Regions from separate parts of the Homo sapiens genome. Here region 2 is linked to region 1. Evidence: chromatin contacts called from ENCODE Hi-C or POLR2A ChIA-PET data. All regions are on one chromosome and are shown on one strand. Each heading gives the region's core, a stretch centred on a gene start or an enhancer-like site at or near the end of the contact. The rest is flanking DNA. Distances are from core to core; before and after follow the strand shown.

Evidence for each region. A loop is a pair of places that touch in the nucleus more often than their neighbours do. ChIA-PET counts read pairs that join two places held with the same protein, here RNA polymerase II (POLR2A).
Region 2: a loop to region 1 is called in a map of HepG2, with 4 times the contacts of the local background. The contact joins the enhancer-like site here to the promoter of C4BPB in region 1. A Hi-C loop is called at or near these places in 3 of 168 maps with a recorded cell type or tissue (Calu3, HepG2 and PC-3). POLR2A ChIA-PET finds 5 or more read pairs at or near these places in 1 of 52 experiments (MCF 10A).

Annotation. Positions count from the first base shown.
Region 1 is chr1:207,086,191-207,090,113 of GRCh38, reverse strand. C4BPB (complement component 4 binding protein beta) reads right to left here and starts at 1,254. Exons shown (of 7, transcript NM_001017365.3): 1 at 1,168-1,254; 2 at 525-632. The coding sequence starts at 582.
Region 2 is chr1:207,150,893-207,154,413 of GRCh38, reverse strand. The region is part of intron 1 of LOC107985251 (a long non-coding RNA gene); the gene reads left to right. Among named protein-coding and RNA genes, the nearest start is that of C4BPA, 48 kb to the right of the region's middle. Within about 2 kb of position 1,398, at least 2 of the 41 ENCODE cell types and tissues checked have a DNase peak (open chromatin) inside an H3K27ac peak, as active enhancers do.

The DNA.
Region 1 (3,923 bases), core at 5-2,504:
ATTTTCAGCAGAGACGGGGTTTCACTGTCTTAGCCAGGATGGTCTCGATCTCTTGACCTCGTGATCCGCCCACCTCGGCCTCTCAAAGTGCCGGGATTACAGGCTTGAGCCGCTGCGCCCGGCCGGAATTCCGAAGTTTTATTTTCAAAAGTATAACAGGAATTTTACTCAAATTCAACCACAAGTTGTCCACTTCTAAACAAATAGTCCCCTACACAAATAGCGATCCTGGAGTTTATAACAAGTAAGACCTCCCAGGATTTTGAAATTGGTACTCTTTTTGCTCCCAGAACAGAAAGGGAAAGTAAAAAAACAGTAACCACCCACTTCAGAGATCAGGGTTATCATTAAATGTACACTAAGCTCCTATTGAGTGCAGAGCATTAGGCCAATTTGAGATTTTTCAATAGAAGAATAAAGATATTATAAATGTAAACTTCCTTAAAGCCCTAGACAGAGTTCCTCAAAACACCGCAAAAGGACACCAAATGCCTGTAAGCTGAGTTGAAGGAAAGCATACGTACCATCTGAAGCAGAAACTCGCCACGCAACCATAAGACAGCACGCACACCAAAAAAACATCTGGTGATCAAAGTCCTCTCCCCAGGCTGGAATTCACCCAGCTCAGACACCTGGTTTGAAAAAAAATAGATCTTCTAACACTGCTTAAGACCAACCTAACCACCTCCTCTCTAGAGAAGAGGTTATATTGATTTACCCTCCCTGGAGAAAATGAAAAGAAAAAATCTTACGACAGGAAATCAGAACAGCTGTAAGGAAGCTGGTATAGGGAGGAACTGCAAAAATACAAAGGGATGGTAAAAGAGTTGCCAGGTTTAAAACTCAGTTTCAGAAATTTCCTGGTTTCTGGGAATGCAAATCCAGTTGACCAGTCTTTTTGAAACGCAGGCTTATCCTTCCCCAACAAACATGGGCCAAATGGTCTTGCCATGACCTTGACTTCTGTCAATAGTTGCCAATGTTTACAGTCCAACTTCTGTAACTCTGGCCAGCACTGGGGAAAGAGAACGGGCTGTCAATCCCTGGTTCTTGCCCAGGTAGAACACAATTTTGAATGCTACCTCATCCTCCTTTCCTGAATACCAGATATCCTAAGGCTGTAAGCAGCACTGAAGACGAAAGCTCAAGGAAGTAAACTAACCTTACCTGTCTCTGTCCCTCCAGAGTTAGGGCTTCCCAGCAAGGAACTGGTCTTAACTGACTCCAAAGCTGAGAGCTCCAAAGTCCTGCAGTGACACATTGTTCTCGCTTGCCAGGCCTGTACCCAGGCTTCCTACTTTGTGGCTCTTCCAGGGACAGGATTTGGCCTGAGTCCAGAGTTAACCAAATGAGTAAAGAGAGAGGTGAGGAGAATGCTTTGGTCTCAGGAATTAAGGCATGTAAAATTGTTTTGAGGGATCCCATATCATCTTGCTTGTGACTACTATAACCCTTGGTTGGTTCTCTGTGCTGTAATTATGAAACTGGGGAAAAATTCCTACAAAATTTCAGGTTTTAATAGAATAATAAAGCATTAAGGACACAGTAAGGTTGCAAATGTTCTTCTCTTCTCCATCCATTACTACTGTTTGTGATGATTAATCTATGTCTTTCTCCTGAAAGGAATCAGGATATGCCACCCCCAAATATTTGGCGTTAAGATTCTTTTAAGCTGAAGATATTTGAGATTCAGTGATATGGAAAGGAACAGAGATTTTGGGGGCTTTCCTTATCTGACTAAAGGCAGCAACCTTGGAGATAAGGTTGCCATAAATTCCTTTTCAGGGTAGGTCTATCCTGGAGGGGAGAGCATGAGTAAAACATATTTCAAATTCCTTCTCCAGAGAAATTTCATGGCCTTGAAGGAGACAGAAAGAACACTCGTACTTATATACACAAACATTATCACAAAACTTTCTAATTTCCTACTTTTCCCCTGAAAACCCACTTGCCTTTCCAAAAAATAATCTGTTTTCTTTTTTGTTTGAGATGGTGTCTTGGCATGATCTTGGCTCACTGCAACCTCCACCTGCCAGGTTCAGGCCATTCTTGTGCCTCAGTCTCCCGAGTAGCTGAGATTACAGGCATGCGCTACCACGCCTGGCTAATTTTTGTATTTTTAGTAGAGATGGGGTTTCACCATGTTGGCCAAACTGGTCTTGAACTCCTGACCTCAAATGATCCACCCGCCTTGGCCTCCCAAAGTGCTGGGATTATAGGCATGAGCCACCGCACCCGGCCAATAATCTGTTTTCTTGTAAGTGCCTTTCTTCTCCCCACCTTCACCTATTAAGATGATGTATAAGCCCCAATTCTAACCAACTTTTTGAATTACTTATCACTGAGTTTTCCCACATGTACTCAAGTTACATGTATAAATAGAATTTTCTCTCCTGTTAATCTGTCTTAGTCTAATTTGCAGGTCCCAGCCACTGAATACAATATGGTAGAGGAAAGGTGTTTTTTTCCTCCCCTTTATTCCCACAGGAAACTGCTAACTCCAGGACAGGGTTTGTGTCTGATTTGTATTTGTATTCCCTTCCACGGTGCTTCATATTGCAAAGCAGTTGTCTGTTAAATGAATGAAAGTAATGCAGAAATAAATGAAAAAAACTGTCATCCAGAAACTCTACCACAGCCCCCAAAATCCATATGATCACTTGCCATTTATCACATGCTGCCTTATGATTTTTTATGTCTTATCTTTTCTTAACTAATATGCAAATTCCTATAGTGTAAGCACCCTCTAAGACATGATTTTCAAAAAGTTAAAAATATGACACAAGTAAATATAAGATGAATATATATCAAAGATTTAATTCAACTCATTAATTAATGAGGAAACATTCAGATGCTACAACTGGTTCAAAGAAGAATTTGAGGAATAGGAATGCATATAGTCAGTCAGTCAAAAGCATTCTGAAGTGACCTTTCCAATAGATACAAAACTGGTTAATATCCTACAGAGTAACAAACTGTAATATTTGCAATTAGCTTTTCTACCTGGTGGAAAGTAATTAAAACAAAATGGACAAAATATATTTGCTCTACTATAACCAGGAATCATTTGCATTGTTCTCAGATAAGAGTCATTTGCATTCCTATAAATTTACTGCAAATTAACCTCTATGCTTAAAGAGTTCTAAAAGAACTTTAAATAAAGTCAGTCAGAGATCATCTCCAGAGGGCCTGCTAGAAAATGCCCAGGAATCCATTGAGCATTTACTCCAGTGATCTCTTTTTGCTAATCCTAAGCTTTGAATAATTTTTATTTACATACCCCATGTTCTACTTCTTGAGGAATGCATGTTCTTCAGTATCTTTTATAGATTTATATACAGAATGTTTGTACAATAAATTATTTTAAAAAGGAAGGAAAATCTAGTTTAGCCCTACATAAATATGGACATAAAATAGAACATGTATTACAGGAAATAATTGCAAGTAATTCTTCATCTTAATGGCTTACTTCAGATTCAGAACTATAGGACTTTAGAAACCATATCACTTATACTATTGTCTTACTAATATTTCTCCATAAAATATAAAAATACAAAAATATTCACACTAAGTGGGCTCTATAGAGACAATAAATAGCATCACAAAGTTTGGGTCAGGTTTTTTCTGTCAAATGAATTAGAAGAAAACTTTGTCTCAAAGGTTTTTGGATTTTAGAATTAGAGATTAAAGAAAGAAACAGAGAGTGATTGAGAGAGAGAAAGAGAGTAATATGGTGGGTCTTGGGGGAGAGGCAGAATCAGAGATAGATGCAGAGAGATAGAGATGCTTAGGAAGGGGTGTCTGGGGACTCTGAAGGACAAGTCTCCACCTGGCACTGCCATTGTCCCCCGCCCCAATCCCACTCTTCCCTCCTCAGCCCTCTCTCCCCACAGGATGAGCAAGAGCATCAGAGACAGAGATGG
Region 2 (3,521 bases), core at 149-2,648, 64 kb before region 1:
AAAAAGCAGGTGATATATTAGAAGATGATTAAATATATATATCTGTAATCAATAGATAACAGCTAAAATGAATAATTTAAGAAAAATAGAAAAAACATTGCCTTAAAATATGAACATAAATATCAGGAAAAAAATGTTGCAAGATATGACAGTGGTTCTCTGGGAGTAGGGAAAGGGAACTGTGTGCACCAGATAATATGCTAATTTGTTAAACGTGAATGTATCTTAATTTTAAAGATAAATAAAGTTGATAGGTCAAGAAATAGATGCGTTTCTAACATGGTTTATAATTTATAGAATTATGTACAAAGTTAAAATCTTAAATGTGAAATTTAAATTTAAAATGGAAAGAGAAAAATGGGTAATATAATGGAGGTAAGCTCTCTATACCTACCTTTATTGTTTTAATATTTGTTAGAATATATATGTATTTATTTTAAATAACTTTTAAAAGGGATTTAAATAAAAGGATAAATTAAAGAATGGAAGGATAATTTAAATCTATGTGAAAATAAGTCAAAACTACTCCTTTATATTAGTAAAGAATGGTAAGAAAGGAAAAATAAAGGGCTAATATTTAAAAACCTCAACTGTTTTTTCTGTACTCTTAAAGACTGAGACTTGGGGTGGATCTTTGTTTAAGCATGTTAATAACATGAAAATATACACATACATAATTACCCATTCTTATCCACTCATAAAATGGTGTGGAAAGTGACTTTCTGGATAGTGGAAATTTTAATTTTATTTATGAAATTAGTTCATTTATGGTTGGTGGAATAGAAGATCCTCAGCACCACTCCTCCCCACAAAAGTACAGCTAGTAACTATTCAAAGACAAGAACACCACCTTGAATTCACCAGAACCTGAGAGAGAAGAGGAGAAAGCCCCTACAACAAAACCACAACTGGTAACAGAAATGGCCATTTTAGACTGTGCCACCCTCTCCCCTAAGCTGGCATAACCGCCACTCACAGAGAACTTCCCTGGACCCACAGTTTCCAAGATGGAAGGAGGGAACTGGAAGTGGACATTCTATCTCCCCACTGGTCTGGGAATTTTCATGGGAAGCCCATGGCAGTCCTGTCCCACAGGAAGCACTGGGAATGCCAGGAGGACTGAACCACCTGGGGTGAATTGAAGACAAGTGGGGGGAAAAGGTGCTTATCACGGGGAATGGCATGTGGATCTTGGTGGCTACTCTGCATTTAAATCAGCTGGGCATCACACAGAGGAGACTGGATAGTGCCATAGTGCTTCATGGGACACAACCCATGGGAAGGCCTGAGTCCCTGGTCAGATTTCCCACACGGCCCGGATGCTTACATGGAACTTTCCCCTGACCTGGAAGCAACTGAAAGGTCAGTGATGAAGTTCTGGTGCTCTCTTAAGTCTTCCCCAGACCTGGAAACCACTGCAGGTCTGTGTTTAAGTTCCTGTGCGAGCTATAAGTTCTGGTACTCACAATAAGTCTTCCCCAGATTGGGAAAAAATGAAAGGGTGGTGATTTAGTTCCAGGGAAGTGTTTAAGTTCTGGTGCTCAATATAAATCCTTTCCAGAATGGGAAGCAACTACAGGCCAGCAAATAAAGTTCTAATGTTAAGTAATAAAAGTCTAACATCACCAAAGAACACCTGCAAAAGTTGGAAGAGGTGGCCATCTCTTCGAATGAACAGGCATCAATGTAAAGACACAAGACTGAAAAAAAATCAGGGAAAAAAACCAACAAAGCTCTGGTAATAGACCCTGAAGAATTAAAGATCTGTGAGCTGCCTGAGAAATAATTAATAATAACCCTCTTTTAAAAATTCAGGAAATCACAAAAAATATCAATAGAAAATTAAATAAAATTTATAAAACAATCCAGAAACAAAATAAGAAATTTGACAAAGAAATAAGAACAATTTTTATTTGATGTTTGTTTTTTAGAGATGGAGGGCTCACTTTTTCACCCAGCTTGGAGTGCAGTGGTATGATCATAGCTCAATGCCATCTTGAATTTCTGGTCTCAAGTGATCCTTCAGCCTCAGCCTCCCAAGTGACTGCTACAGGCACAAGCCAGAATGCCTGGCTAATTTTTAATTTTTTTGTGGAGACAGGGTCTCCCTATATTGCTCAGGCTGGTCTCAAACTCCTGGGCTCAAGCCATCCTCTCCCTTTGTCCTCTCAAAGCACTGGGATTACAGGCATAAGCCACCATGCCCAGCCTAGGAACAACTTTTAAAAACCAAATCAAAATTCTAGAAATAAAGAATGCAATAACTGAACTGAAAAACCCAACAGAAAACTTCAGCAGCAGACCTGATCAAACAAAGGAAAGAATCAGCAAGCCTGGGCCCTAACACAGTGCCTTATGCCTATAATCCCAGCACTTTGGGAGGCCAAGGTAAGAGGATTGCTTGAGACCAGGAGTTTGAGACCAACCTGGGCAATATAATAAGACTCCTTGTCTCTTAAAAAAGTCAGGCATGGTAGTGCATGCCTGTAGTCCTAGCTCCTCAGGAGGCTGAGATGGGAGAGTGGTTTAAGCTCTGGGGTTCAAGGTTACGGTGACCTATGGTTGCACCATTGCACTCTAGCCTGAGTGACAGGAAAAAAAAAAAAAAAGATTCAGCAAGCTCAAAGACAAAACATATGAAATTAACCAATCAGAGGGCAAAAAGGAAAAAGAATAAAATGCAGTGAAAAAGGCCTATGAGAATTATGAGACTCTATCAAACAAACCTCTGCATAATAGGAGATTGCAAGGAGACAAGAGACAAAAAAGGCCTAGAAAGAATATTTAAGAAAATAATGGTTGAAAATCCCCATATCTGGAGAAAGATTGTAGAATTCAGGTACATGGAGCTCAGAGCTCATCTATGAATGGAGCTCAGAGGTCACCAATCCACTTCAACCCAAAGAGGAATTCTTCCCCAAGGTACAGCATAATGAAATTATCAAATGTCAGACCTAGAAAGAATACTGAAAACAGCAAGAGAAAAGAAATATGTCACATTAAACAGAGCCCCAATACAACTTTCAGATTTCTCAGCAGAAACTCTGCAGGCCAAGAGAGAGTGGAAGGATATATTCAAAGTACTAAAGAAAAAAGTCCAACACAAATATTAGTACCCAGCAAAGCTAACTTCAAATATGAATGAGAGATAAAGACTTACCTGGACAAACAAAATTTGAGGGAATTCATCAAGACCAGATTTGTTTTAAGAGAAATGTTAAAGAGAACTCTTCAGTCTGAAAGAAAAGAACACTAACGTATTAGAAGAAAACATCTGGAGGTATAAAACATATTGGTAAAAGTAAGTTTACAGACAAATTTAGAATAATATAACTGTAGAAACTCAACCACTTATATCTTTAGCATGAAGACTATGAAACAAACTATTACAGATAATAACTGCAACAATAGAGACAGGCAATATAAAAAGATGGAAATAGAGACATCAAAATCTGGGAAGGAGTGATATTAAAGAAGAGTTTGTTTTTGCTATCATTCTTTTCTTTGTGATCGACGTTAAA